Linked DNA regions of Homo sapiens: region 1 is linked to region 2. A link is a loop called in an ENCODE intact Hi-C map of the cell type or tissue named here. Cell type or tissue: dorsolateral prefrontal cortex. All regions are shown on one strand. Each heading gives the region's core, and the rest is flanking DNA. Links, peaks and the distances in the headings are about the cores only.

Evidence for each region. A loop is a pair of places that touch in the nucleus more often than their neighbours do. Peaks named below come from ENCODE experiments on the same cell type or tissue, not always from the same donor. Only the 100,000 strongest peaks of a DNase experiment are listed, where the experiment ranks them.
Region 1: a loop joins it to region 2, with 3 times the contacts of the local background. A loop is called at or near these places in 5 of 110 quality-filtered maps.

What each region holds. Positions count from the first base shown.
Region 1 is chr15:44,180,601-44,196,631 of GRCh38, reverse strand. FRMD5 (FERM domain containing 5) reads left to right here and starts at 1,361. Exons shown (of 14, transcript NM_032892.5): 1 at 1,361-1,679. The coding sequence starts at 1,578. RefSeq lists enhancers at 861-960, 476-975, 976-1,477 and silencers at 1,811-1,860, 1,971-2,030. In dorsolateral prefrontal cortex, for the core only: no CTCF peak of the experiment used is centred there; DNase peaks (open chromatin) are centred at 7,621 and 9,802; H3K4me3 peaks cover 2,266 bases; H3K27ac peaks cover 4,000 bases.
Region 2 is chr15:44,123,806-44,139,836 of GRCh38, reverse strand. All of the region lies in intron 1 of FRMD5 (FERM domain containing 5), which reads left to right. Among named protein-coding and RNA genes, the nearest start is that of FRMD5, 63 kb to the left of the region's middle. In dorsolateral prefrontal cortex, for the core only: a CTCF peak has its summit at 8,866; no DNase peak of the experiment used is centred there; H3K27ac peaks cover 1,857 bases.

The DNA of each region.
Region 1 (16,031 bases), core at 6,092-10,091, 57 kb before region 2:
TAGTTTTCTAGGCTAATGTAGAGTTTCATTTTTGTTACACATTATACCTATAAACAAGAACAGTGCAAATGAAAGTAATAGGAAATTATGCCTATTTCATTATTTTAAATTAATATATTTATTACAGCATTAATGTTCTATGTTGACACGATTATTTTTTTTTTTTGAGACGGTGGCTTGCTCTTGTCCCCCAGGCTGGAGTGCAATGGCCGTGATCTTGGTTCACTGCAACCTCTGCCTCCTGGGTTCAAGCGATTCTCCTGCCTCAGCCTCCCGAGTAGCTGGGATTACAGGTGCGTGCTACCATGCACGGCTAATTTTTTTGTATTTTTAGTAGAGACGGGGATTCACCATGTTGGTCAGGCTGGTTTCGAACTCCTGACATCAGGTGATCCGCCCGCCTCGGCCTCCCAAAGTGCTGGGATTACAGGCTTGAGCCACTGCGCCCGGCCGACATAATTATTTTATAACATTTCCTCACATCAAAAATCTTTGAGGGAGAATATCTCTTATTGAAGTTCTGGTAAAAAACCTTGAAGTCTGTAAATTTGGGGTGACAAAGAGAAGGAGACAATTCTTTGTGATGTATACCTCCTGACATACTATGTTGTTCTATTGAGAAAGTCTGAAGACATAATTTCCAGTTCTAAAAGTGCAAGGAGAAGATTCATTGCTTCCTCTGCTCCCTACCAGCTGAAGGAGCAGTCTCCTTTTGTCTTCTGAAATAAAAAGGAGGCAAAGGGTGTTAGAGTGGAGGGTTTTTTAGGGGATTAAACCTGGGTACTTCAGAACCTCTGAGGTCCCTTTAGCTTTTATTTAAGTAGCTCCTGTTTCCCAAAATAAGAGGGCTGGAGCACAGAGGCCAGACGGGCCAACTTAGGGTACAGCACAGGTCGGGGGCAGTCGCCCTATCTGGAGCGAGAGGTATCCGCATTCTGCAGGTGCAGGGACTGTGATCCAGCACCCTGCCGCCTCCTCGCTCCGGCTCCCAAGAGGGCGGGAACCGCGGTGTTGCAGGGTGCGAGGCTTGGCTTCGGAAACGCAGATCAAGTGTATTTCAGGCGGCAGACATCAATCCAGTTGGGTGCTCACACCTGGCCCGGGGGAGGGGAAACAGCATCCATAGGAACCACGGGGCGGAGAGGAACCCCTCGTTTGGGACGCTAGAGGGCTGCTCCGGCTTGACTAGGTCCGACTGCTTTTCTGTGATTGCTTCTTTATCCCGCCCATCATCCCAGTACTCTATCTCGATTGGCTTTTCGGTCTGCCACTCGGTTCCGCCGCGCTGACCCCCATTGGCCCCCTCCAGTTGAGGCCCCGCCCCGCGAGCTGGGCACGGGCACTGGGGCGCCGAGGAGACAGAGCCCGGCGCTTGATCTGGGCTGGGGGGAGGCGGTGGCGGCTGAGGGAAGGAGGAGGATAAGGAGGAGGAACGAGGCCAGCAGGAGGCAACGGCAGCGACGGGGCCGGGGTGATGGTGCAGGTGCCTGGGGTCGGTGCGGAGCTGCCGGGCTGAGGGACGCCTGGTCCAGGGTCCGCAGCGCCGCCGCGTCGCTCCCGGGCGGGCGGGCGGGAAGATGCTGAGCAGGTTGATGAGCGGCAGCAGCAGGAGCCTGGAGCGCGAGTACAGCTGCACCGTGCGGCTGCTGGACGACAGCGAGTACACCTGCACCATCCAGGTCAGCGCCGCGCCGCCCCGCCCCGCCCGCGGGACCCCCTTGTCCCCCAAGTCTGGTCAACTTGGCCGGCGGCGGCCGCCGCCCAGGGGTCGCCCCAGCCCCAGCGCCGTGCTTTGTCCGTTCCTGGTTGCGGCGGACCGCCCTAGTGCAGGGCGTCTTCACCGGAGCCCCTGCCGGAGCCCTGGCACCCGGTGTGTCACCGCCGCCGCGGGGCGAGTCTCCGCGTCCCACACCCCTAAGTCCTACCCTGCTCTCCCTGGGTGAGGGCGCCCCGTCCTGGTTCCTCGAGCCCGCCCGAGTAAGGTGCACCTTTCCGGGGCGCCCGGAGGGAGGCGGGTAGGGCGGTAGGCTCCTAGCCCGGCCGCCCCGTCGGGGGCGCAGGCTTTGGCTCTCTGCCCGGGCAAGGACGTATGGCTGGCTTTTCTTATCTTTCTTGGGTTGGAAGGATAATGGTTTATGTCATAATTCCTCCCCCCACCATTTGTGAGTCAGAGCTTTCAGAAGGTAGAACTGAACGCGCAGCCCATGCGGAGTGGCCTATTGAAGGAAGCCCAGTCCTCTGGGTTTTAGAGATTTAGGCCCCCTCCCGCCTTTTGATCCCCAAATTTTATTGTGTTGGGCGGTTCTAGGGGACGTGAGGTAAAGATTTAGCAACAAGTCCCAGCGATTTGGGGCTTGGAAGTGGCCAGGAAGAATCGGCGACTTAGGAAAAACGCCAACAATACGGTAATGCTCAACAGCATTTCTTTCAGAACCTGGTATTTTTGAAGGGATTTTTACAACCTCTTGCTCATGTTCCTTCGCTACTGCTGTGTGCACGTCAGGAGTAGTAGTCTTTCCCGGGAATGCAGTCACAGCCCTCTCTCCTCCCTTATGAAAAAGTCAGAGATTGAAAACATTGACAATGCTCCCGTGTTTAGTTCATCAGCCAGGAGGATCCTGCGCTCATCGCCGGAAGCTGCTCTTTGTGGAGAAGCTAATTGAGCTGGACCCAGAGGGGTCTCACCTGATCCTTTGCCTTTGCAGCAGGAAAACAGGAGGAGGCTTCTGGCTCAGATGTGACAGACAAAAACTGTCGGCCTGGGTCCTACCCTCAGTGTCTTCTTGCCCCCCGCCTCCTTATTTATTTATTTTTGCTGACAGTGCTCAATCGCGGAAAATAGCGGTGTGTGAGAAAGACACTGGGTAGTGTATGAGAGCAGCTGGTCTCTGCTGACTCCGTGCTCAGTTCAGCCTTCTCCTCACTTTCCCTTTTCTCCCTCCCCTCGAAACCAGCTCTGGGCATAAGTGCTGACTGCTGCCAAAGATCCATGAGGGTAGAGAAAGAGCACAAAATCTCTTTTTAAGGCTACTTAAATACAGACTAAGCAGTCATAAAGATGCTAGCCATCAAGTGAAAGGATTTTTGTAGTTGAATATGATAGAGAGATGCTCTGTATTATTTCCTTGCTGAATGAGTGGAATACTACTTTTTGTTCCTATTGTATCATTGTGCCATGTCCAGTTTTTTTTTGCTTTTTTTGTTTTGCTGGGGTATGAGAATACATTGAGTTGATATCTTCACCATTTGAGTATATTGTCTAGAGCTTTTTAAAAGTCTTTATCCTTTTGTTTTAAAATTTAAAGCATTTATCCAATAGCATATCAAGGGGAGTGTGAGATTTAGACTTTATAAGTCCTAAGAATACTTTTGGGGTATGTGAAATAATTTCCGAGGCAGGTCATTAACTTTTGCCAAGGTGTAGAATACAAATAAAACACAATTCACATCACCATTTCGCTAGAAATGATTGTTAACCTTGTGGTTTTAAAGTATTGCAGTGAGGCAAATAGTTATTTTTTTCCCAGTTAGTGGAACCTTTGAGGTTGCTTGATTGGTATTATAATTGTGGGTAGTTTTTATTACCATTTAGAAAAAAAATATTTTTGAGTTAAATAGGACTTATTGGATTTGTGCTTGCTATATCCCACTATAGCTGTACTTATTTTCCTACTGCTCTCATTTTACATTATTACAATTTAATTTTATAAAATATCTAGGCCACCTAAAAAATTAAGCTTGGTGTAATATGGCCACACTGTAGTAAGTGTCCACTGTCTAGACATGTTAATGATTGTGCATTGTGATTTTTGCATGGAATCTAAAGAACACAGGGATTGTTAAGTATATGTAATGTTGTCATTCTTTGGCATCACTTTGGCGAATTGCTTTTGTTTTTACCCATGTGAGGAAATGTAGCAAAAAGACAGTATCTTATATGAAATTAACATTTTCTGCATGTAGCTTTTTTGAACATTTAGAAATTGAGCTTTTCTTATCAGCTTTTCCCTTCATGCATTTCTGTAGTGAGTGTGTGTGTATATGTGCATGTGCTTATTTGTTAAATACTGGGCATAGGATCTTTTAAATCAGTATGGAAAGGATCTGTGAACTTCTTATTAGGTTAAGCAATATTCCCAACATTTTAGGCATTGTAGCACTGTATATTTTATGGTGATAATTTGAACTCATTTTCCTTAAAGTGTTGTATGCCATATTTTTGTTTAAATAAAGTATCTATTTTAGAATGATTTTACTGCCTTAGCATAATCAGAGACTACTTAGGATATTACAGAATCAGAAATGTATCACTGGGTTGGAGTCATGATAGTTCCATTTGGTAAATTTCAGTTATAAGAAATTCTGTCAAAGTATTTGTCTATCCTTTCATAATGCAGCATTTATTCCGATCTGGCATTTAGGATGTAATTATTAAGGTAATGAAAATGCCTTATATCTTTTCAATGAAGGTTGCCACAGTTACCAGACTATTCTTTCACTCTTTCTGATATGCAAATGTATTTGTAGACCATGAGAAATGAAAGTATACATAGGAGGGTTGTAGTATAATTGCTCCCCTGTGAAGAACATTGTTAACAGCTCCCTGCCAGTTTTGAAGGTCATTTCCTCGTAAATGCAGATCTGGTCTACTCATCTGTTTTTCATTCATCTGTTTCATTTATGGAGATACATATATATATATATATATAATATATATATATATATATATATATATATATTTACCACATTTATCAGCTTACTTTGTTATTTGGAGAAAATAGGGAAAATTAAAAAATGAAAAGATAACTAATATCTTTGAACTCAGTATACTGAAGGAGTCATTTACGTGCTTAGGCATGTAATATCCTAAGGAATTTTTATGTTTTTAAGAAACGGGATCTTGCTATGTTGCCTAGGCTGGACTTGAATTCCTGGGCTGAAGTGATTCTCTCGCCTCAGCCTCCCAAGTAGTTGGGACTACAGAAGTGCACCACCATGCCCTGCTTATAAGGAATAGATTATTTTATTATTATTATTATTATTTTTGAGGTGGAGTCTCGCTCTGTTGCCCAGGCTGAAGTGCAATGGCGCAATCTAAGCTCACTGCAACCTCTGCCTCCTGGGTTCAAGCGATTCTCCTGCCTCAACCTCCCGAGTAGCTGGTATTACAGGCACCCACCACCATGCCTGGCCAATTTTTGTATTTTTAGTAGAGACGAGGTTTCACCATGTTGGCCAGGATGGTCTCTATCTCTTGACCTCGTGATCCACCCGCCTCGCCTCCCAAAGTGCTGGGATTACAGGCATGAGCCACTGCACCCGGCCAGGAATAGATTTTGAACTATCTTTCAGCTTATAATAGTTTATAAATTATGAGAATATATATTGCAACATTTCTAATAGAAATATGTGTTGAAAAAATACCTATTTTCAAGTCAGAAATGTTAATCAGTTTTTTGTGATTACTGAAAGGTGAGCTACTCTAGAAATGAATTTGATTTTACTGAGAGACATATTAAAATAATGGATTAAGCAGCCAGGTTAAATTGTGCAGTTAAATAAGATACTACCATAAATAGAATGTGTGTGCAGGGGCATTTCCATAGTATAACCAATATTTGGATTTGATTGTGGCTCAACCACTTAGTAGCTGTGGTAGCTAGGGTGAGAGAGGGAGGGAGAGAACAAATGTATTGAGCCCTGTGCTTGCCAGGCACTCTAGAGTTTATAATAGATTAAGAGAAAGCTATAAATCATAAACCCTAAGAATTATCACATCTAGTTCGATGCCTTACATAGTTTTAATTCAATAAATATTTGTTCTAATTTGTTTGTGCTACATGATTGCTATGTTAACTTCACTTCAAATTTTCTTATTCCTGAAAACAATAAACAGTTCTAACACCTGTATAACTCTTTATAGTTTTAATCCATTCCATTACAAACCGTTTTGCTGTGTGACCCCTCTCCCGGGTGAGAAGTACAGTATGTTAGTGTGGTATTTATGAGGTCTTTGAGGTATTTATGAAGTCAATTTCTGCAATTATCCTTTGTTGAATTAGTGGAGTGCCAGTTGGTATAGCTCCTATGACTTTTTGGTTTGTCTCTTAGGATTTCAAAACTTTCAGGTCCCCCTGCCTCCATCTCTGCAAGTTTAGAGGGCTTAGATCAAATGAATACTGTGTGATGCAGTACTTCATGGAGTGTTAGAGTTCTGCCAGAATTAGGATTTTGGATGTAGGGATCACCATAGCTACAGAAGTTTCCTTCACACTTTTCCCCTTAGTACCCCATAAAAGAGGAGACAGACCTCCTCACAGCCTCATTTTCTCACCTCTTGCTCCAAGAGGAAGTGGACCATGCTTCCCATCCTGTTTCTAGTTATATCTATTTTAAGTTGAATTCACCTTTGATAGCCTCATCTATAACATCCTGTCTGACTCTGCGAGTTGCTCGTCTCTCAAATGTGTCTAGTTAAGGCTTGTACTAAAGAAGTGAATATCATGGAGGATTGGCAGCAACCTTATAGCTTCTGTTTCTCACTTCTGTAGTGCCCAGGAAGGACAGTGCTGCTTTCCTGGAGGCCAGGTGATGGTTGTTGCCCCTGTTTTCTGGTCTTGACTTTTTGGGGCTTAGGCCAACCACCTCAGTGGTTTTCTTATGCAGCTGGGAAATTTGAAGGGTACTAAAGCATCTCCATTCCCATGTTGCAGGGAGAATGGTGTTTCCCCTAAGACAGCAAATCGCCAATTCATATGTCTATCCTAGCAAATGAAGCAGGTCTTCCATTCCTTTTTAAGACCCTAGACCCTGGTGACCAATAAAACTCTTTGGACTTTTGGCTAGACATGGTGGCTCATGCCTGTAATCCTGGCAATTTGGTAGGCTGAGGTGGGAGGATCACTTGAGATCAGGAGTTTGAGACCAGCCTGGTCAACATGGTAAAACCCCCGTCTCTACTAAAAATACAAAAATTAGCCAGGTGTGTGCTGTTACATGCCTGTAATCCCAGCTGCTCGGGAGGCTGAGGCAGGAGAATTGCTTGAACCCGGGAGGTGGAGCTTGCAGTGAGCCGAGATAGCACCATTGCACTCCAGCCTGGGTGGCAGAGCAAGACTCTGTCCCAAAAAAAAAAAAAAAAGTCTTGACTTTTACAAGCACTGTAAATACAGGTAGAGCCAAAGATAAACCAGGGGGAACAGAGGGTCTAAGTTCACATACTCCCAACCTCCAGTTTCTCCATCAGGCTAAAACTGTCTCAGAGAAATTTAAATTATGGACCTTTTGCCTCCCAAGGTCAACATGTGATCTTCATTATTGTTGTCAACATTTTGACCAAGATAGGCCCCTATATTGGTCTTTCAACAGTTGTAATTGTTGTATTATTTCTAAAGATTGTGTTTTACTTTTGTGGTCTTACCAACTTTCTAGTATCATATCCTAGATTTGGGAGGCAGGAACTTGTAAAGACTCTTAGGTTCAAATTCCCCAGGCTTTTGCCTGCTACCGTTAGACTAAACACAAACTTGTGTGAATCAAGTTCTCTAAAGAGATCCTTCCGTGCCATGCTCATGAAGGCAAAATAATTGGGCCACATGCTTGGCAACCACTGAGTTTGTGTACAATAGCTCCATTCACTTGTCTACAGAAAACACCCCTTTGACAGTGATTATAGCTTTCAACCCCCCACCCTTCCACTTCTGACTCCCCGAATTACCATGACCTCATCTGCTGCTTCGTATTTAGAGGTGCTCTGGACCACTCCAGAAGTGCCTAGAACTCATTCCTGTGTGTTAAAGATCAGTTCAAAGCCTCAGACAACCACTGCCCACCAAGAAAAACCATTCAAAATCAGGACCAAATCTAGCTATTCTTATGCCTCATTTGAGTCATTTTACTATGTCACAATTCAGGGGCCCTTTTCCTTCAGTAGAAATTGTGAGGCCTCTCAAAGCATGGAAAATGAAATAAGGGATTGGATAAAGCAGTGGTTCTCAAAGTATGGCCCCTAGATAGGCATTATCCATATCACCTGGGTACTTGTTAGAAATGCAAATTCTTGACCCCATCCCAGACCTAGTGAATCAAAAACTCCGGGGATGGAGTTCAGCAGTCTGTTTAACAAGTCTTCCAGGTGATTCTTAGGCTTGCTGAGGTTTGAGAATCACTACTACTGGGTTACAGAGATATTTAGTAGGTAAAATGGACAAGTGTTGATTGACTGGATGTAAAATGTGAGGGAGAGGGAGAGGTGAAGAAGGAATCTCACATTTCTAACTTTTGATTTATTCCTGAATTGTCTTAATAGATTCTCTTCCCTTGCAAGGTAAATGCTAGGTTGTCTACAGATATGCATACCTATTTTCAAGTGGGTAGGAGTCTAAAGATTCTGCAGTGCGTCATTATACCAGTTTGATGCTGTTGTATTTATTGGTTAGTATTTTTTGTCTCTCCTGACCTAAAAACAGTAGATTATTGTATATTTGTATATTTTTTAAAAATAAATTTTGTTCACAACTTGACGCACTAGGGGAAAGGAAAAGTCAAGGCCCCTGTTGTCGAAGGGCTTACAACTTAGGGATTGCAAACACGTAAATAACAAACTATAAAGCATCATGGAATTTGGAGCTAAGACAAGGGGATATGTTGTGGCAATGCAGATTTGGGTTGGAGTTTGGGAAATGGGGAGGGATTCCAAAATTAATAATTGTTTTTCAAAGGAGATGAAATTTGAACCAGGTTATGAAAAATTGCCAAAAGCAGGGCCAGGCACTGTGGTTTATGCCTATAATCTCAGTGCTTTGGGGGACCAAGGCAGGAGGATCCCTCGAGGCCAGGAGTTTGAGTCTATCCTGGGCAACATAGCAAGACCTTGTCTCTACAAAAAATTTAAAATTTAGGCTGGCATGTTGGTGTATACCTGTAGTCCTAGCTACATGAGGGGGCTGAGGTGGGAGGATTTTGTAAGCCCAGGAGTTTGAGGTTACAATGAGCTATGATTGTGCCATTGTACTCCAGCCTGGGCTACAGATGGAAACGCTGTCTCCTAAAAAAAAAAAAAAAATTGCCAAAAGCAAAAATGGCATGGGGATGCGTAAAGAGCATTAGAGGCTGAGTTAACAGCAGACTACTTCTAAGTGGAAAAGTTAAAAATGTAAAGTCTTTAGTTTTTTTCTTTAGTATGTTTATCTGACTTACTCTGGTATAGTTGAGTCAAACAACAGAAATCTGCTTGGGGAAAATTCCTGTCAGTAAATTTCAATCATACTTGACATGCAGAGAGGAATCAATCTAAACTAATAATGCATAAAGCTAGTGTTGAATTAAATCTAATTCTAAAATTGTATAACACAAATTAAGATTCTTCACAAAGCAATGGCATTATGTCAAGAAAAGGTGGATTCAGATTTCAATCTTCATTCTGTGGCTGCAGTAACTACATATGAATTTTATTTCCAAGAGGACTCTTCTCTTCAGGATCAGTTTAATCATCTGACAAAAAAGAGGGTATCAAATTGTAACATTTAGCCGATGTTTGAAAATCCTTTGATGAATACAGTGCAGCCCCAATTGTGCATTAACAGTTAAGAAATGTGACCCATGGAGTCCTAAAAGGCACATTTCAGCATCTCTGTTCCCAAACCTAAGTGGCCACCAAAAATAGCTTCTCTTGAGGACCGAGGATTGCGTCTCTGAATTCCCCAGTGAACCCCTGACAGCTTCGAAGTTCCCAGCCTTATACAGGGTGTACTTTTAGCACTCAACACAATGCCAGGCTAGAGCTTTGGGGATGGGAACCTCCAAGAAAGCACTGTTCGGCATTTGGGCAATCAGTGTTCGGCAGAATGCCAATGCTAATAGGTTATTTTGCTCTGGAAAAGGAGAAAAAGAAGGGATAGTCTAAAGACTGATGAATAGGGGATGACTGACAATACGGACACTCCACTTTATTGGAGAGATTAAGGGGGCTTGCTGTGAAGTGGTATTGTGGGAGCCAGAAAAATTAGCAAAGGCCCACAGGCCCAAGACCTGAAATAAATAGTGGTACATCAAACCCGCATGCCCTAGGGCACACTCAAATGTCTGGCCACTTTCAGTGAACTTGTAGCAGGAAAAAGCCAAATCATTAGGAACCCTCATAGTCTGGTACTCCATCCAGGCACTCCTTAGTCAGGCAAATTATCCTTCACCTCCAGACAGGTGCAGAGCCTTTTTTCTCTACACCCTGACTTAACCCAAGGGCCTGTAGTCTGGGCCTCAGTCTAATTTTGAGGATACTGAGTGGAAAAGTTGGCTTCAGGATTTCCAAAGGATTCCAAATACTCTAGGCAGGAGGTGCCACTAAGATTCTTGTTTTGTTAGACTTGAACCAAGCAGGTAAGAACATTGATCATAACACAAGAAAGGCCGGGTGCGGTGGCTCACGCCTGTAATCCCAGCACTTTGGGAGGCCGAGGTGGGTGGATCCCCTGAGGTCTGGAGTTTGAGACCAGCCTGACCAACGTGGAGAAACCCTGTCTCTACTAAAAATAAAAAATTAGCTGGGTGTGGTGACGCATGCCTGTAATCCCAGCTACTCTGGAGGCTGAGGCAGGAGAATCGTTTGAACTGGGGAGGCGAAGGTTGTGGGTGAGCCGAAATCACGCCATTGCACTCCAGCCTGGGCAACAAGAGAGAAACTCTGTCTCAAAACAAACAAACAGACAAAAAACACAAGAAAGCAGAATTAGTGAATTCACATAAGGATCTCATGTACTTCCAGAGGTAATTTAAGATGGAGAAAGCATCTAGCCTGCCCTCTTTTAGATTTTTTGCCTCTAGAGCATTTTTTTTTTTTTAAGATAAGAGTCTCACTCTGTCGCCCAAGCTGGAGTTCAGTGGTATGATGTCGGCTCATTGCAACCTCTGCCTCCTGGGTTCAAGCAATTCTTGCGTCTCAGCCTCCTGAGTAGCTGGGATTACAGGCATGCACCACCACGCTCAGCTAATTTTTGTATTTTTAGTACAGAAGGGGTTTCACCATGTTGGCTAGGCTGGTTTCTAAACTCCTGACCTTAAGCAATCCACCCGCCTCAGCCTCCCAAAGTGCTAGGATTACAAGTGTGAGCCACCATGCCTGGCCTTGCCTCTAGAAGACTCTAAAGGCCCCAAAGTTATTATGGAATTGGAGGTTTGTAGGTCAGAAGGACTCCATGGATTGGCAATGATGCCTGGAATGTTATAAGGCATATTAAGCCTGCAATTTCTCAGTATACACTTATCTGTCTAACAGAATAGCCCCTCAGCTCTTCGGGAGGCCATTTGGAAGTTATACTATCAAAAGAAATTTGGCTGTTGAGCAGTGAAACTCTGATAAAAACATAAGGAAGTCCCAGTACTGGAATGCAACTTCTTCAAACTATGCCCAGCTTCAGATTCTAGTACATGTGAAATAGGTTTTAAAAAAACCAGGAGAGGAGTTTGCTTGGTGTAGCTACAGAACATAAAACACTGAACCAACTAAGCAGCACAGCTAATCTGAAAACTTAATACTTTCTTTGCTTACTTTTAAATTTATCTTAAATAATTTTAAAAAGTTTGTTTAAATGAATAGCCACATTACAGACTGTACATCTATAAACTGTTTTCTAATTTTATGGTAAGGAGATATTACCCATATTCTAATTTGTAATATTGGGTATACTGGTCAGTCTGATTATTTTTAAAGAGACAGATATAATGATATACTATCTTGCTGCAAATGAGATCTTTCAGTGTGTCATTATAAAATATTATGGACTATTTTTACTAATGATTTATCTCACATAAGCTACTTTCTGGCTGAAAGACAATGACAAAAGAAGTGGAAGAATTTTACTTTTTTTTCACTTTCTGAATTCCACAATTTTATTTCTTGCCATCTTTCCTGAACAAGATAGCCCTTCTGTTCATCTCTTATTATCTCCTTTGCTTTATGCTAATTTATACTATTAGCCTCTCATTTAATAGAGTCTTTTATCACCATTTCTAATTGCCATCACTGCTTAGTTATACCTTTGCTGGTAAGATTCTTTGTGTGATGGTCACACCTTCTCTTGGTAGTGAGAGGTATTAAATAGGTGCATTCATAGTGTATGTAAATGTACACTAAGGCATAATGTGATATGTGTACTTTAAGTTCATTTTTAAACTTAAGAGTGTTGTATATTTAGTTAATTGAGGCAGTACAAACAAATGGAAATCTGTATTGTATAAAATGACATCTTGAAACTCCAACCTAAAGATTCCTGAAAACCTTGGGCTTTAGCTGGATTGGTATTATATGTTAAGAGTTTTCTATTAACTTTTTTTGGTAATAATTTCTTAATGGATTAATAGACCCAATGTGACTCTGTGTCTACTATGTCTTCAGGTCTGGTGCTTCAGGAATGGGTAGACATGATGGCAGGAGGTGGACTTTCCATGGCCAGTAAAGCCTTACTTTAGACAGCCGAAGTTAGAGTGGAGGGAGAATTAAAATGATTGACTAAATGGAGAAACAAAAGATCAAAACAGAGAAACAGAGGGGTTGGAGTGAGAGCCTTAAGCAGAAATACCTGGACGAATCTGGAGGGAGAATCTGGAGAAGCAGGTTGAGGATAATGAAAGAACATTGGAGATCTTTTTTTTTTTTTTTGAGACGGAGACTTGCTCTGTCGCCCAGGCTGCAGTGGCGCAATCTTGACTCACTGCAACCTCCGCATCCTGGGTTCAAGTGATTCTCCTGCCTCAGCCTCCCCAGTAGCTCGGACTGTAGGCTCAAGTCACCACACCTGGCTAATTTCTGTATTTTTAATAGAGACAGGGTTTCGCCATGTTGACCAGGCTGATCTCGAACTCCTGACCTAAGGTGATCCACCTGCCTCAGCTTCCCAAAGTACTGGGATTACAGGCCTGAGCCACCGCGCCGGCTGAGATCTATTTTTTGTTGTTGTAGCTGTGTGTGATGGTAGAGGCTTAATGGTTTAAAGGAGCCCTCTGGGCCTGGCCTCCATGTGGGGGTGACATTTAAAATATTCAACAATCAATGAGTCATAGTGAACACCTCACTGCACAATACTCTGCCACAGTGCACTGGTGCTGGGTATAGAACCCTCTGCTGGACGGGCCACTAACTATTTAGTGCTGACCACATTCTATTCTCTGGCTTCCCATTTGCCCTTGCCAGATGTGGGGACCAACTTGTGTAGGTTTTACCTTCCTGTGGAGTGGTGGGCCCATTCACATCTTTCACATGTTTCCCAAGTGCACCTCTAATATTTTATCTTTTAAAAATCCTACATGGTTTTCCCATTGCCTACAGGATAACAGGAGCGTTTTAGCATGGCACAGAAGGCCCTCCATAATCTCTCTGCTACCCCCCTTTCCAGCATTGTCTTGTCTCATCTTCTGTATGCACCTTTTCTCACTGCATGGATCACCAGCCTTCTTGTTCCAGGGTAGACTCCCTCCCCATTGTTGCTGGGCAGTGCCTTGGGGGACTTATAGCACTTACCATATTGAAATGTGAGTATTTTTGCCAGAACAGTGGCTAACGCCTGTAATCCTAGCACTTTGGGAGGCCAAGGTGGGCGGATCACGAGGTCAGGAGATCGAGACCATCCTGGCTAACATGGTGAAATCCCGTCTCTACTAAAAAAAAAAAAAAAATTTAGCCTGGCGTGGTGGCAGGCGCCTGTAGTCCCAGCTACTGGGGAAGCTGAGGCAGGAGAATGATGTGAACCCGGGAGGCGGAACTTGCAGTGAGCCGAGATCATGCCACTGCACTCTAGCCTGGGCGACAGAGCGAGACTCCGTCTCAAAAAATGAAATGTGAATATTTTCTCACATGTCTGTCTCTCAGTGTACTGTGAACTGTTTGAAGAGCAGAGATATCTTTGTACAGCTAGTAACTAAGGTGTCACCAAGGGGCTTAATATATGTTGATTGTAGATGTGTATGAATAAAAGTATTAGCTCTGAAAAAATGATTATTAAATAATGCAAATGGGCCTGATGCGGTGGCTTACACCTGTAATCCCAGCACTTTGGGAGGCCAAGGTGGGTGGATCACGAGGTCAGATCGAGACCATCCTGGCTAACATGATGAAACCTCGTCTCTACTAAAAATACAAAAAATTAGCCAAGCATGGTGGCATGTGCCTGTAGTCCCACCTACTTGGGAGGCTGAGGCAGGAGATTTGCTTGAACCTGTGAGGTGGGGGTTGCAGTGAGCCGAGACCGCACCACTGCACTCCAGCCTGGGTGACAGAGCGAGACTCCGTCTCAGAAAAAAAAAAAAAAAAAAAAAGAAAAGCAATGTAGGGCCAGGTGTGGTGGCTCACGCCTGTAATCCCAGGACTTTGGGAGGCCAAGGTGGGCAGATCACATGAGGTCAGGCATTCAAGACCAGCCTGGCCAACAAGATGAAACCCTGTCTTTACTAAAAATATAAAACTTAGCCAGGCATGGTGGCGCACACCTGTAATCCCAGCTACTCGGGAGGCTGAGGCAGGAAAATTGCTTGAACCTGGGAGATGGAGGTTGCAGTGAGCCGAGATCGCACCACTAGACTTCAGCCTGGGCGACAGAGTGAGACTCCGTTTCAAAAAAAAAAAAAAGCAAATGTAAAGTTACCTATAGCTTGAGCAAAATAGGTGAAAAAATGAACCCATCATGTTTTCTATTTTTGAGAGTTATGATATGGTGATATTATTTGTTTTGTTTTGTTTTGAGACACGGTCTTGCCCTGTTGCTGAGGCTGGAGTGCAGTGGCATGATCTTGGCCCACTTTACCCTCGAACTCCTGGGCTCAAGCAGTCCTGTCTCAGCCTCCCCAGTATCTGGGACTACAGGTGCATGCCACCAAGCCCAGCTAATTTTTAAAATTTTCTTTTGTAGAGACAGAGTCCTGCTATGTTGACCAGGCTGGTTTCAAACTCCTGGACTCAAGTAATCCTCCCACGTCAACATCCCAAAGTGCTGGGATTATAAGTGTGAGCCACCGTGCCCAGCTTATGATGACTTTAAAAGGTGGTTAGTTAGTGGTGAGGGTTGCACAACTCTGGGAACATACTAAAAACCATTTAATTGTATACTATAAAATGGTGAATTTTATGGTATGTGAATTAAATTTCAGTGCTAATGTAAATTTCCTGGTTTTGATAACATACTATAGTTATGTAAGATTTTACCACTGGGGGAAGGTGGGTGAAGGGCACATGGGACATCTCCTTACTATTTTTTGCAATTTTGTGTATCTATAACTATTGCATAATAAAAAAATGTAAAAAGGTTAGGATGGGCACAGTAGCTCATGCCTCCAACACTTTGGGAGGCTGAGGCGGGAAGATTGCTTGAGTCCAGGAGTTTGAGACCAGCCTGGGCAACATAGTGAGACCGCTGTCTCTACCAAAAATAATAAAAAAAAAAATTAGGTGTGGTGGCATGCTGCTGTAGTTCCAGCTACTTGGGAGGCTAAGGTGGAATAATTGCTCGAGCCCCAGAGTTGGAGGCTGCAGTGAGTTGTCATCAGACCACTGTACTCTAGCCTGGGCAACAGACCAAGATCTGGTCTTAAAAATAAAAAAAGTGATTAAATTAGTTTTTCTAACCAAATGTGTTTATGATTAAGTTTGGGTTTATGGTTTAGAATTGCTATAGAATGTTTTCTCACTTGATTAGAGATCCAGTTACTTTTTAAAATTTTATGTCAATATTTTATTCTCAAGTATCATATGTCAAAACCTATCTACTTATAAATAATCCTATATAATTATCAATTATAATCTAATAAAAAGATAAAAGTTAAGGATTTAGAAATGGTATCTTGGCAGTATTTTTCTTTTTTTGAGATGGAGTCTCACTCTGTCATCCAGGCTGGAGTGCAGTAGCAGGATCTCAGCTCACTGCAACTTCTGCCTCCCAGGTTCAAGCGATTCTCCTGCCTCAGCCTCCTGAGTAGCTGGGATTAAAGGTGCCCACCACCACGCCTGGCTAATTTTTGTATTTTTAGTGGAGACAGGGTTTCACCAT
Region 2 (16,031 bases), core at 6,402-10,401:
TTTGAGAGCTTATATTATTAATTGTATACTTTCATTCATTATAGCTTCTTTGAAGAGTATTCTTTTTTATCATTATGTCATGTCTTTTTTTTTTTTTTTTTTTTTTTTTGTAGAGACTGGGTCTCACTTTATTGCCCAGGCTGGTCTCCAAGTCCTGGGCTTAAGTGATCTTGCCCCCTCAGCCTCCCAAAGTGCTGGAATTACAGCATGAGCCACCATGCCTGGCCTGTAATGTCTTTTTTTATTCCAAATTTGTTTTTTATCTTAAGTTCTATTTTGTCTGTTAATGTTGTTATACCAGCTTTCTTTTGCACCTTCCTGATATATTTTTCACTGTCTATTTTCAAACTTTCTGCATCATTTTGGCTTAGACATGTCTCATAAGCAGTGTATAGTTGGATTAAAAAATTATTTTTGTGATTTTTTTCTTTTTCTATTCTGGCTTCTCAATAAGATTTTTTTTTAACTTAGTCTCATAGACTCTGTCTTTTAGTAGATGAAAGAAAGTGTGTGTGTGTGTGTGTGTGTGTGTGTGTGTAGAGAGAGGGGGAGCTATAGATGGTGTTTCTGTTCTTGTAATTGTTATTTCTAAGTTTTTAACATTCATAAATAATTATAAAAATTTCTATCAAAATTTAAAAGGATCTTAGTGTATTTGAACATCCCCTTTTCCTTTCTAGTTCCGCTTTTTAAAATGGCTTTACTGAGATACAATACACATACTATACGATTCACCCATTTAAAGTGTACAAGTCATTTTTTTAGTATATTCAGAATTGTGCAACCATTGCCACGATCTAATTTTACAACACTTTTGTCCCCTTAGTTTTGTCCCCCTTAAAAGAAATCCTGTGCTCACCAACAGTGCTGGCCTACTCCCCACTCTCTTTTCTGTCGCCCCAGTCATAGGCAGCCAGTAATCTACTTTCTGTCTCTTTAGATTTGTCTATTCTGAACATTTTATGTAAATGGAATTATATAATCTGTGGCTTTGTTCCTGGATTCTTTCACTTAGCATAATGTTTTCAAGGTTCATCCATGTTGCCACTTTTCTTTTCATCATAATCACTTTTAATCATAATTTATTTATAATCTGTAATTGGTTGCATTTGATAATAAATTTTATCAGTTTCTGTGACCACCAACCTGTCTTGCTTCCTTCTTTGGGCTCTTCTTTCTGAAGTATATTCTATGATATATCAGTTCTTTACTAAGAGTCTGTTAGTGTAACATGGTCATTGTAGGTTTTAAAATGTTTTTATTTTGCCTACATTCTTTATGATGGCTTAGCTGGGCATGGAATCCTAGCTTGAGAGTTCTTTTCTCCTAACATTTTAAACTTATAACTCCACTATCTTCAAGGCATCCATTATTGCTGATGAAGTGTTTGCTGTCAGTCTAATTGTTGTTTTTTGGTAGGTGATATTTCTTTATGGCACTTTGATGTTATGCAGTTTCACTATAATATGTCTAGGTGTGATTTATTTATGTTTATCCTGATTGGTACTGAGATTGCACTTTGAATCTCTATGTTTTATGGCTATTTTTCCTTTATATCCTTTGAGAATTCTAAATACTTATTTTAAGGTCATTTTCAGATTGTTTTATTATTTTCATTTTGTCTTGAGTGAATTCATCTACCAAATAGTTGATTTTATTGGTAATCGTGGTGTTAATTTTTTTCATGTATTTGGAATTTTGGCTTGAAAGCTTAACTCGAATGACAGTTGTTAACCAATATCATCATATCCTACCCAGCCTATCAGTTTTGTGGTTGCCTCCATCTGGTTCCTGTAGGTAACTCAGATTTCTGATCATTGTGATAATGGTAAATAGTACATATCTAGCCACTGAGCTAGCAAGTGGCTGGCTTAGATTTTGGTGCCTCCTGCCTGTTTTATTGTACAGTATGACATAACTGCTTTTTCCAGTGTCATTTCTGGAGTGCTGCCCACTTCCTGGCTTTAAGCAATGTGCCTGGCCTCAGTCCCCTGCCTTAAGTGAGACACCTTAAATTTTCATTGACCTACAGAAGTTGAACTCCTGACCATCTTTGCTTGCTTTCAGATATGGAACCCATTAGGCTTCACTGACTGCTTTCTGTTTCTGTTCCATTTATAGTCCTTGGAAATATTTATTCTAAATAATTACTATCATATAATCATATAATTTATTGTCATTTTGATGGATATGGCATGTATGATAGATGGGCTAATTTAGCATCTGTTTTAACCTCCTTCTGGTATGCCTTCCTGTGCTACAGTGACTGGAAAGTAAAAAGTACTAGTTAGGCTTCCTTACCTCTAGAGTTCCTGATATGATTCCGATTCCATTAATCATATTTACTTGCATGAGATTTGAATTCAGAATTGAGTCAGTGGGGAGAGGGTGGTAGGGCACAGAGCATTCATTTTGCTGATGCAGATCCAGTGGTTTGGCGTTTACAGTGTTTCTAATCCCCAAATTGCAGCCATGGGCTGCATTCCTCAGAGCCAGCAATTCTGGTGGGAGCTTATTGATCTAACTGAAGCTAAGGCAGTATGTTCTTGGAGACAGCAATCACACTGGTGGCTACCGAATTCCTGGACTGTGGCTAAGGAGGTGTGATCCTGTAGCCAGCACTTGGCACAGGAGTGCCTTGCTTCCTCAAGCTTTCCGATGGTGGCAGAGGTGGCAGTTCCTTTGGCAGGCCAGTTCTGTGTGGATTCTGAGTTACATTCCTTAAGGTCTAGCTTATAACCTCCTCCTCCAACTCTTACATTTATTTTATTAGCATCTAAGTGTTAGCACCTAAATATTAAATCTGATCCTGTTTAAAATATTAGAGGTTTTTTTATACCTGCAATTGAACTCTAACTAATATGGCAGCTATAATTTTCCTTTTTTAAGAATTTTTTTAATTTTTTATCTATCGCTGTTGTGTGAAGGGTGCAGGAGTTTGTATGTGTTGGGGTGTGTGACCTCAAAGTATGAACCTACACAGCCATTTTAACAAGAATTATCTGTTACTTATATTGTTTTTCAATTTCAAATGATTTCGTTTTGTTCCTTGGTATGTAAAACCATTATTGATTGCAAGGTTGTCTCAACCATAACATTGCAAAACTGAAATATAATGGCATGTGTTACCCTAGAAGAGGAGAAAGAAGGCAGTGTTTATTAGGATTTTAATGCAAAGTGATTGGCCTAAGGACATTTGGAAGATGCAACACATTTTTCTACCACTGCAAGGTAATAAAGGGTTGTGTTCCTTGACTATGATGAATTAATATGATCAAAAGTAGAAAATATCAACTAGCTACAAATAAATCTTACTCTCCCTCTTTTCTTTCTACTTTTATATTTTATCATAGCCAGTTTGTGACTTATGTGCCTAGAGAAATAAAGTCCTTCTCCAGAATTTATAGAATAAAAATATTAACTCTAGCCATCTTTGTGAAAGGGTTCTGGGATTTCTGACATTCCATTTTTATTAAAATATTATTTGCACCTGATAAGAAAAGTTTTATTTCAGGCCAGGCACCGTGGCTCACGCCTGTAATCTCAGCACTTTGGGAGGCTGAGGTGGGTGGATTGCTTAAACCCAGGAGTTTGTGACCACCGTGGACAACATGGTGAAACCCCGTCTCTACCAAACAAAACAAAACAAAACAAAAAATAGGCAGGTGTAGTGGCTCACCTCTGTAGTCCCAGCTACTCGGGAGACGGTGGTGGGAAGATCTGGGAGGTGAAGGTTGCAGTGAGCCAAGATGGCGCCACTGTACTCCAGCCTGGGTGACAGAGCCAGACCTTGTCTCAAGAAAAAAGAAAAGAAAAAAAGGGAAATGTTCTATTTAATAATTTTCCTGGCATTACTTACTGCGACCCAAAACTTAACTGGTGTCAGATTTGTATTTTAAATAATATTATGAATATAGTTCAGGAAATAAGCAAAAATATCCTGAAAATTTTATGCGTCTACTAACTTGTCTCCTTGTTGCCTTTGATTTGTAGTTTTTTTTTTTTTTTTTTTTGAGACAGAGTCTCACTCTGTCTCCCAGGCTGGAGTCAGTAGTGCGATCTCGGCTCACTGCAACCTCTACCTTCCGGATTCAAGCAATTCTCCTGCCTCAGCCTCCTGAGTAGCTGGGACTACAGGTGTGCACCACCACGCCTGGCTAATTTTTGTACTTTTAGTAGAGATGGGGTTTCACCATTGGCCAGGCTGGTCTTGAACTCCTGACCTTGTGATCCCCACTGCCTTGGCCTCCCAAAGTGCTGGAATTACAGGCGTGAGCCACCATGCCTGACCCAATTTGTAGTTATTTAAAAACTGATGTCAGAGTCACAACACAGAGAAATGTCTGTAATATAGTAAAATCTATAATAATTAGGCAATAAAACATGTCTATGTTATAATTGTAACTGAAAAATCAGGTATGCATAGGAATAGGTACTGTAAGGAAATATGAAAAAATTGGAAACAGCTGATGCTTTCTTAGAGGAAATAAAGCCAGTGGGGCTTGTTTTGTTCATAGTAGGCTTGTTTTGACTCCTAGTTTCTGAAATTTGCCTTTCCTTTTCTCCATTTGTGAAAACTTAGAAAAACATTTAACTCCAGGCTTCTGGCACTACTCTTGTTTTTTATAAGTTGTAAAAAATTATTGAGGGTGGTTGTATGAACCACACATCTTTACATTTTTTCAGTACTCTGAGGTATAGTTTGTATAGATTTGGGGATTCAAACTTTTTTAGAAATGAGAGTTCATTCCTGTCCTGAACTTGTAGCCTCCTAGCAGGTCCGTCTCCTTTCATGCTTATCCCTCAATAGTCTCTTTTCTACAGTAGCGAGAGTAACACTTTCAAAGTATGAGTCAGATCTTTCCACCTATTTCTTGTTGCTCTTTCCTTGTTCCCTCCATTCTAGCCCTAATCTTCTTGCTGTTTCTCACATAGGCATCTTGCCAACTCAGGGCCTTTGCATTTGCTATCGCCTCAGCTTGCAGGGTCTTTCTCCCATGGGTTGCACCCTCATTTAATTCAGGTCTGCATTCAAATGCCACCTTCTCAGAAAGGCTATCACTGACTAGCTAAAGTACACCTCTCGGGGCTGGGCGCGTTGGCTCGTGCCTGTAATCCCAGCACTTTGAGAGGCCGAGGAGGGTGGATCATTTGAGGTCGGGAGTACAAGACCAGCCTGGCCAACATGGTGAAACCCTGTCTCTACTAAAAATACAGAAATTAGCCAGACGATAGTGGCGCGCGCCTGTAATCCCAGCTACTCGGGAGGTTGAGGCAGGAGAATCTCTTGAGCCTGGGAGGCGGAGGTTGCAGTGAGCTGAGATCATGCCACTGCACTCCAGTCTGGGTGACAGAGCGAGACCCTGTCTCAAAAGAATAAAAATAAAATATACCTCTCTATCCTCTTACCTAGCTTTATTTTTTAAACAATTACCACACCCTTATTCTCCTCACTTTCTATGCCTCTAAGAAGCGCTGTTAATATTGCCCTCCATATTTTTCATGAGCCTTAGCTCATTTTGGGCCTTCACCTTCCAGATATTCTTTTGTAAGTATTTGTAAAGCTGGACGTGGTGATGCACACCTGTAGTTCTAGCTGTTCAGGAGGCTGAGGCAGGAGGATAGTTTGAGCTCAGGAGTTCCAGCTATGACTGTGCCACTGCACTCTCCAGCCTGGGCAACAGAGTGAGACCCTGTCTCAAAAAAAAAAACAAAGTATTTGCCAGTCTTTTGCATGTCTTGCTTTGGCCATCTGATTATTTTCCATCTATCTTTTGAACACATCTTTTAAAGTTTGGGTGCTTCAGAGAGTTCCTTGACCATCCATATTGGCTTATTTAGAGTTCTCTCCCTTTTATTCCTTTTCTTTTAGTTTTGATTTTTTCAGCCTTCTAGGGCTAAAATTATTATTATTATTTACAATCTCTGGACATTGGCTTATATCTGATTCTTCTCTGAACTTTTGTAATCTATTATTAAAAACTTTAAAACTCTTAAACTTTAATATGTATGCCTGATATGACCAGTGTTAATTTTTTGTGTGTGATTAAATACTTGAATTTTATATAGGCTTCTTCTTCTTTTTCCTAGAGTTTTGTTATCGTTACAACACCAACCTATTCTTTCTGGTTTGTCAGAATTAAGTTCTATTTAGCATCTTTTCTTTCTTTATTTTTTCTTTTTAAATAAGTAGTTTTAAAGATTCCTCACAGACATAGTTAAGAATTCTATCTTTTTTCAGTTTTTTTTTTTTTTTTTTTGAGACAGATTCTCACTCTGTTGCCCAGGCTTGGAGTGCAGTGGTGCGATCTCAGCTCACTGAAAGCTCTGCCTCCCAGGTTCATGCCATTCTCCTGCCTCAGCCTCCCAAGTAGCTGGGACTACAAGCACCTGCCACCACGCCTGGCTAATTTTTTGTATTTTTAGTAGACACGGGGTTTCACCGTGTTAGCCAGGATGGTCTCGATCTCCTGACCTTGTGATCTGCCTGCCTCGGCCTCCCAAAGTGCTGGGATTACAGATGTGAGCCACCGTGCCCGGCCTTTTCAGTTTTTTATAGTACTAAAATACATATAAAATTTGCCATTTTAATCATTTTTTTGTTTTGTTTTGATTTTTTTTTTTGAGACGGAGTCTCGCAGTGTCGCCAGGCTGGAGTGCAGTGGCGCGATCTCAGCTCACTGCAATCTCCGACTCCCTGGTTCAAGGGATTCTCCTGCCTAATCATTTTTAAGTGTCATCATTTTTAAGTTCAGTGGTATTAAATACATTCATGTGGCTGGGCATGATGGCTCATGCCTGTAATCCCAGCACTTTGGGAGGCCAAGATGGGCGGATCACAAGGTCAGGAGTTTGAGACCATCCCGGCTAACGTGGTGAAACCCCATCTCTACTAAAAGTACAAAAATTAGCCAGGCATGGTGGCAAGCACTTGTAGTCCCAGCTACTCGGGAGGCAAGGCTGAGGCAGGAGAATTGCTTGAACCCGGGAGACGGAGGTTGCAGTGAGCCAAGATTGTGTCACTGTACTCCAGCCTGGGCAACAGGGCGAGACTCTGTCTCAAAAAAATAAATACATACATACATACATACATACATACATTCATGATGTCCAGGCATGATGGTTCATGCCTGTAAGTCCAGCACTTTGGGAGGCTGAGGCTGGAGGATCGCTTGAGTCCAGCAGTTTGAGACCAGCCTGGGAAATGTAGCAAAACCCTGTCTCTACGAAAAATAGAAAAATTAGCTGGGTGTGATAGCACATGTCTGTAGTCCCAACTACTTGGGAGGCTGAGGTGGGAAGATCACTTGAGTCCAGGAAGTCGAGGATGCAGTGAGCAGAGATCATGCCACTGCACCCCAGCCTGGATGACAGAGTGAGTTTCTTTCTCTAAATAAATACACACACACACATTCATAATGTACTACCATCATCACTATCTGTCCCCAGTAACTCTTCTCATCTTGTAAAACTGAATCTCTATACCCATTACATCAGAGGTCCCCCAACCCACGGGCCATGGACTGGTGCTGATCTATGGCCTGTTAGGAACCAGGCCACACGGCAAGAGGTGAGTGGTGGACGAGCAAGTGATGCTTCATCTGTGTTTACAGCCACTCCCCATCGTTCACGTTACCGCCTGAGCTCCGCCTCCTGTCAGATCAGCGGTGGCATTAGATTCTCAAAGGAGCGTGAACCCTTTTGTGAACTGCCCATGCAAGGGATCTAGGCTGCGCACTCCTTATGAGAATGTAATGCCTGATGATGTGTCACTGTCTCCCATTACCCCCAGATGGGACCATCTAGTTGTATGAAAAAAACCTCAGGGCTCCTACTGCTTCTACATATGGTGAGTTGTGTAATTATTTCATTATATATTACAATGTAATAATAATAGAAATAAAGTGCACAATAAATGTAAAGCACTTGAATCATCCCAAAACCATCTCCCGCCCACCTGTGGAAAAATTGACTTCCATGAAACCAGTCCCTGGTGTCAAAAATGTTGGGGACCACTGCATTATACAATACTTCTCCATTTTATTCTCCCACCACACTCTGGCAACCACCGTTCTACTGTCTGTCTCTATGATTTTAACTAGTGTAAGTACCTTATATAGGTGGATTTATTCAGTATTTCTCTTTTTGTGACTGGCTTATTTAACTTAGCCTAATGTTTTCAAGGTTCATCTATATTAGAGCATACGTCAGAATTTCCTTCCTTTTAAAGGCTGAATAATATTCCATTGTATGTATATCCCACACTTTGCATATTCATTCATCTGTTGATTGACATGGGTTGCTTTCATGTTTTAGCTATTGTGTATAATGCTGCTTATGAACATGGGTATACAGATATCTCTCTGAGACCCAGTTGTTTTGAGTATACACCCAGAGTAGAATCTTTGGATCATATAGTAATTATATTTTGATTTTTTTTTTAGGAATTGCCGTATTGTTTTCCACAGTGGCTGTATCATTTTACATTCCTACCGTTTATAGGGGTTCCATTTTCTCCATATCCTCACCAACACTTGTTATTTTTTGTTTTTTTGATAATAGACATCTTAGTGGGTGTGAGGTAGTATTTCATTGTATTTTTTATTTGCATTTTCCTAATGATTAGTAATGTTGAGCATATTTTCATGTACTTATTGGCTATTTGTAGATCTTCTTTGGAGAAATGTCTAAAGAATTACTTTTTTGATACTCATTTGAATGAAAGTGGATAGCACTAACCTTGGCAGCACAGTAAGATTTGGAGATTTTATAAATGCAATTGAAGGATTAGAAACTGTTAGGCTAGATAGCCTTTGAGATAAAGTTTGGATAACTATAAGGCTAAATCCTGGCTTGGATTCATCCTTTGGTCAGTAGAGGTCATCTGTGTCAAAGAAAACAAATTATTTATTTATTTACTTATTTTTTGCTACTGCTATTACTGTGAAATTACTAGTATATAAATAATAATTTCTTTTAATGTAAACACCAACTAGTTTATGCTAAGCTGGCTTCTGCTTGCCAGAGTCAAGGTTGTAAGTAAATCTGTAAATCTATGCATTTTGTGCTTTGAAGTTCTAATGAATGAAAGTTCCACAAGAGATGCTATGCTTTCTCCCTCTTACTTTTTTCCATTTGTTCCATACAACTGTAAACAGGTGCTGCCCTGTAATTTGTAACTATTCAAGTTTGGAAGAAATATGTACCTTCTGAAGTGCTAAGCATACAAATTCTTAAACAGGTTTTATAGTTCTAGTAGATAATAACATATTATGGAAAGACTTGCTCCAGAGTCATTTTTTAGAACTTTGAAGAAGGTTCACTTTGCCTGGACTGCAATAGATTTATCCTTTTTCTTATTAGTTATTCAGGGTCACCTAAAACTAAGCTTTACTAGTGAGCCAGGTGTCTCACTTGGAAGTTCCCTGGAATAGTAGAACTGAAGTGTAATCTTTGGAAAAAGAGTTGGAAAGGAATGCCATCAGGGTCCTGGGGAAGGAATCTAATAGACTTTGCCACCGTGGGGAAAAAGGCCATGAAGGCGAGGCAGAGCTGTCCCAGACTAGTGGGCGAATCCTCTTGCCTCCAAGGATTGGCGGGGATGTCAGTCTCTCATGGTCCTCACCTTGCACAGGGTAATAGATGTGATAATGGTGACGAGTGTTAGCAACCTGCTGAAGCATGATGGGTTTAGAGGGGAGAGGGTGGTTATAGTATTAGTGCAGCCCACCTGGAGGGAGCGCCATTGACCACAGGAATCACCAAGCAAGGTGCAAACCATCCCAGCATCTTTTAAGAGAAGGAAGAGGACACTGAGTTAGGGAGAGTTGACATTGTAAATGTGGACATTGAGGTCCTTGGTTGGCCTTCCCCAAGCTGATGTTCTCTGGGAAACAGTGGTTATAAAAGTTTGCTGACCCATGTGCTTTGCCTGGGGCTCATTTGTTCCTTGCCAGAAGTCAATCATGGGAAGGGTCCTAGTTACTAACCTGAGGAACTGCTGCAAGTGAAAGCATCTAGAATGACTTTTCTGTTGGAAGAAACAAAATGACTGTGAAAATTGGAGAGGAAAAGGCTCTTCCTTCTGTTTTGGGCTCTAGTTAGGTCATTTTTGTGATGTGGACGGCTGTTAGAAGCTTCACTCTAAAAGCCTATCCTACAGTATCTCTTGATGCCCTTGGAAATGACTTTAAGCTGTCTTTCCTAGTTTGGAGTTAATGGGATATTGAAGCAGAAACTGAGTTCTAATATCTGGGGACTGCAGAGAACCTCTAAGGATTACTTTAACTTTTTGTTTATTTTAAATTAAAAAAAAAGTGCCTCTGAGATATAGATGACAGGATAAAGACATAATCAGAGGAATTGCCATCACTCCTCACTGGATTCTTCAGAAACAGGACAAAGTTGTTACAGTTCCATAGCCCTGGGATAAAGTCTGTGATTCCTTTGCTTATTACATTTTTGGGACAATGCTTCTTGCAATTCTAGAATCTGACTTATAATCAAAATGGTCAGGTTTTAGGTTTATGAAATGTTTACTAAGTATACAAAAGTTGGGTTTTGGCTTTAGAGACAAAATTATTTTTTACTAGATGGAGTTTCTTGAATTGACTTTAAAAAATAGCATGTAAGCAAGGGATTTTTTTTTTCATTTTAGATTGGGGAATCATAAGAGCTTTCTGTACATGTTTCCAATATAATTGACATTGATCCTTAAGGGCTATTTGGATTAAGGTTAGCCTGTAGTCTCAGTTTTTGTATTATCTCTTTCAAAGTAGGACTTGCCTGAGATTTTATAATGTGGAAATGTTTTATGCCCAGTGCTGTTGACTGTGTAAAGAGCTTCAGACCTCCACTAATGTTGTACTCCTAGCTGCTGTTTGGTTAACACTGCCTACCTTCTCCAAAAGTAACTCATTATATATGCCTTCTCTCCCCACTCATGCTTAGGGACTTCGTACCACATCATTCTGTGTTGTTTTTTTTTCTTTTTCTTTTTTTTAGCTCCTTTAATTTCCCTATTTCTATCCTTGTTCAAATCTTAAAAATTCAGTCTTAATTCCTTCTGATTCCTATCATCTTCAGTTTAAAGGAAGAATGATGTTGAGGGGATGGTAGAAGAGCTCCTGAAAGTAGTCATATTATTTACTGTATGACTATTTTATTTTTGAATAATGGTACCAGTTTGCTTAGGTAAGCACATATCTAGGAATACCCTAACCTACTCAATGATGAATGCCAATATTGAAATCCTAGTGATGTATGCCTACCATATATCTTAATCAGCTTCATAATCCCATTTCTTTCTCAATGATACTACTTTGTGAAACTTAATTTATTTTTATTTATTTATTTTTTTGAGATGGAATTTTGCTCTTGTCACCCAGGCTGGAGTGCAATGGCATGATCTCGACTCACTGCAACCTCTGCCTCCCAGGTTCAAGTGATTCTGCCTCAGTCTCCCCAGCAGCTGGGATTACAGGCCTGCGCCACCACGCCCAGCTAATTTTTGTATTTCTGGTAGAGACAGGGTTTCGCCATGTTGGCCAGGCTGGTCTTGAACTCCTGACCTCATGTGATCCACCCGCCTCGGCCTCCCAAAGTGCTGAGATTACAGGCCTGAGCCCCTGTGCCCAGTGAAACTTAATTTCTTAACTCATGAGTGCTAAATAGTATGGATATAAAAATAGTTGCTCTTTTGGGCATTTTTTGAAGATTGCTTTTTTTCTCAGAAGCTTCATTGAAATGTAACTGCCATGATTCTGTCTGTACGGTGGGGGCGAAATTTTACCTTCCTCTCTCTTGGCATAGCTGCTAAATAAGTTAAATAATTAAAAATGGAAGCATAAGCAAAAGGGAAAATGTTGAAAAGCCAGATTGCTACAGCTGCCTCCTTCACGTTACTAAAAGTTTGTTATCTTAGAATATTATCGACATCTGCTGGGTTATTTATTTATTTATTTTGGAGACAGACTCTCATTTTATTGCCCAGGCTGGAGTGCGGTGGTGAGATCACAACTCCCTGCAGCCTCAACCTCCCAGGCTCAAGCGGCCCTCCCACCTCAGCCTTCCAAGTAGCTGGGACTACAGGTGTGCCCCATGCCCAGCTAATTTTTGTATTTTTTTGTAGAGATGAGGTTTCGCCATGTTGCCCTGGCTGATTTCAAACTCCTGAGCTCAAGTGATCCTCTCGCTTCAGTTTCCCAAAGTGCTGGCATTACGGGTTGTGAGCCATTGCACCCGGCCTGGTTATTTTTATTAATAAATATAATTGAGGGAAAGGAGAGCCAAGAGCAATGAAGTTGAGATTGTACAGTAGTCATGGAAGTGGGGAGTGGTGATGGATAGTCATTGCTTTTCAGTTTCTGAAATGAACACTGAAGACTCCAGATTGAGATCTGGGTATAAGTCTCTTACTACCTTCACAATAAAAAAGCATTTATTAGGCTGGGTGTGGTGGCTTACGCCTGTAATCACAGCACTTTGGGACATCAAGGCGGGCAGATCACTTGAGGTCAGGAGTCTGAGACCAGGCTGGCCAACATGGCGAAACCCTGTCTCCACCAAAAATACAAGAATTAGTCGGTGTGGTGGTGAATGTCTGTAATCTCAGCTGCTTGGGAGGCTGAGGCATGAGAATTGCGTGAACTTCCTTGAGCCTGGGAGGTGGAGGCTGCAGTGAGCCGATATTGCACCACTGCACTCAAGCCTGGGCGACAGAGCGAGACTCCATTTCAAAAGAACGTTTATTAAATGACTATATGAAACATGTTCTGTTCTATAGAATACAGAAAGATTGTTCCTCTCTAGGTGTTTATTATTTAAAGTGACCAATTGCAGAATGAACATTCATTAGGATCAAAGTACTTAAAAAAGTATTTATAGTTCATGAATGTAGCAGTGCCCAGTGATTGGTATGAGGGAAGTACATTAGTTTAATTAGCTTAACGTTCTCTTGACTGGACTATTCCCCTTACTTCTAGTTACTTGGGAAAGTTTTTATGAAGGAGACTAATTTCCAAAGTTATTTAGGCAATGACAGGTTGGAAGATTGGTCAGCTGAGAGTGGGAGGAACATAACGTATGAGAGCCAAAAGGAAGGGTGGAACAATGGGCTGGTAAAGAGAATGAGGACTAGATAAATTCTAATGAGGGAAGAGTCTAGGGCCTATGTGGGAGAGTATGAAGAGTAGAGGGTCCTTGGAGTGTGGCAATAAGAATGTGAAACTCAGATTGGAATTGGCTCCTGGTCAAGAGGATGGTGTGATGTTTCTGCAAAGGTTTATGGCAGGATCATGTCATTGTGGATGGAAGAGAAACTCAGTGTTTTTTAGATGCTCACATTTTATTAGGAACTGCATGATACCCATAGTCTCTAAAACTGGCATAACACAGATCACATACAAACTTAGATTATTTTAAAGATTTATTGTATTAGTTCATGCATTTCAGCTTTTTCTAAAAATGAAGTTTGATCTAAAGTAATTACTGTGGCAAAGAAGAAGGTTAAATCTATGGAAAGTAGCACCTGTCATAGGGAAATGCCATTATCTCAAACACTTTGAAGTGCCTGGATTTCAAAGCTGTCAGTTGGAGCCATATTTCTTGAATCTTTTTTTACTCACCAAGCTGGATTGTGTCATTTTAATGTGGTAACATATATAAGAGAAAAGGAGAAAATGATCCTGGTACTGATTATCTCTTGGGAGGAGGTTCAGAGAGGTGAATTTTTAATGAGACTTTGGTGTTTGTCCAGCAGAATCATTGCAGTAGCTGACTTCACTTATATTGGTTTTTTTGATACTATCTGATCATAACTCTGTGGGAATTTCTTCAAGTGAAAGGTAATTTATAGAATTTACCGATAAGACTACTTACATTTTCAAAAGCTTTTTATTGCTTTTAGATAGACTCGGAAAAGGCTAAGATGTCCTGGGCTTCCCTGTCAATGTGCTTCCCTGAAGTCAGTGGTGGCAGGGTAGCAGAGTCAATTCTACATGACAGTAAAGGAGGACTACTGTGGCAAGATTGGTGATGAGTGCTGTATTCAGTGATCATTGACACATTAAAAATACCACAAGAGGTCATAAAAATGATGTCGGAATTTGGAAGACTGTTAAGAAAAACTGATTTTTATTATCTTCTTAGTCCTCTTTTCTTCTTCAGAAATAAGAGTTTTTATTTTGTCTGAATGTCAAATCACAGTAGTTAGTATTCATCAGGCCACCCGTCTCATGTCTAAGAATTTCATGATCTCAGAAATTGTAGCTGAGGCTTTAGCCTCAATTCCATAGGCCCTGAGGTAAAGCAAAGGAATTTTAAAATCAGCTTTAACCTCAGCATTTAGAAAGAAACTGGAATAAATCATCTAACGTTTAGCTTGGTATTATGTGTAAGAGCACAAGGTACTATGGTAATAATCAGAATGGCTCTGAAAATCAGCCATGTCAGATCTATTTCCTGTTCTTCTCTGATAGAATGAAAGACCCATAGATGAGGATGAAATAGTAAATTATTATTATTATTATTATTAAGAGATGGGGGTCTCACCCTGTTGCCCAGGCTGGAGTGCAGTGGCATGATCCTAGCTCACTACAGTCTCAAATGCCAGGACTCAAGCAATCTTCCCGCCTCAGTGTCCTGAGTAGCTGGGATTATCGGCATGAACCACAATGCCCAGCTAGTTATTCTTTCCTAGTTTTAGTAAGGTTTTGATTTTGACTTGCACAACATTCTTATTGACAACCTAAGAAAACACCCTTTTCATGAACTGAAGTAACTTCAAAGAAAAAAGGACTACAATACAATAAAAACAAAACTTTATTTACATTTTTCCAAATTAATTGTTCTTATTTGTCAGTGGATTTTTGTTGTTGTTTGAGATGAGATCTCACTATATTGCCCAGGCTGGTCTGGAACTCCTGGGCTCAAGCGATCTTCCCGTCCTCTTCTGCTCAATCCACCACGCCTGGCTTCTGGATATGTTCTTAATTGTTGTTTTGAAGTCTGTCTTATTCATATATCCTAATTTTTATAACCGTTCTCTTTCTGAGGGATACTTGGATGATTTCTAGTTTTTCACTGTTTTAAATAGCATGTCTAAGAACATCTTTTTAAAATTATTATTATTGTTTTTTTGAGATGAAGTCTCCCTCTGTCACCCAGGCTGGAGTGCAGTGGGATGATCTTGGCTCACTGCAACCTCTGCCTCCCAGGTTCAAGTGCTTCTCCTGCCTCAGCCTCCCAAGTAGCTGGGACTACAGGCGCGTGCCACCATGCCTGGCTAATTTTTTGTATTTTTAGTAGAGACAGGGTTTCGCCGTGTTAGCCAGGATGGTTTTGATCTCCTGTCCTCGTGATCTGCCTGCCTTGGCCTCCCAAAGTGCTGGGATTACAGGTGTGAGCCATCGCCCACAAGAACATCTTTATTTTTCTTCTTTCTTCTTCCTTCCTACCTCTTTTTTTCCTTCCTTCTTTTATTTTGAGGATACTGAATATTTCCTTACATTCCTTGTAATACCAGGTGGAATTATTGGGTAAAAAGATATGGGCACGGTGGCTCACGCCTGTAATCCCAGCACTTTGGGAGGCCGAGGCGGGCAGATCACCTGAGGTCAGGAGTTCGGGACCAGCCTGGCCAACATGGTGAAACCCCATCTCTACTAAAAATACAAAAAATAGCCAGGCATGGTGGTGAGTGCTTGTAATCCCAGCTACTTGGGAGGCTGAGGCAGGCGAATTGCTAGAACCCAAGGAGGCAGAGGTTGCAGTGAGCCAAGGTCATGCCACTGCACTCCAGCCTGGGTGACAAGAGCAAAACTCTGTCTCAAAAAACAAAAAAACAAAACAACCAAAAGATATGAACAATTTTATAGTACTTATTACATAATCTTGGTTTTTTTCAAGAAGAGTTTACCAAATGATAATGTCACTAAGTAGAAATATAGCCCAGTCAGCCTCAGATTTTGTAATTTACATCTTGCTAGTTAAGCGGTAGTACTTTAAAGCTATTTTAATTAGCATTTCTTTAA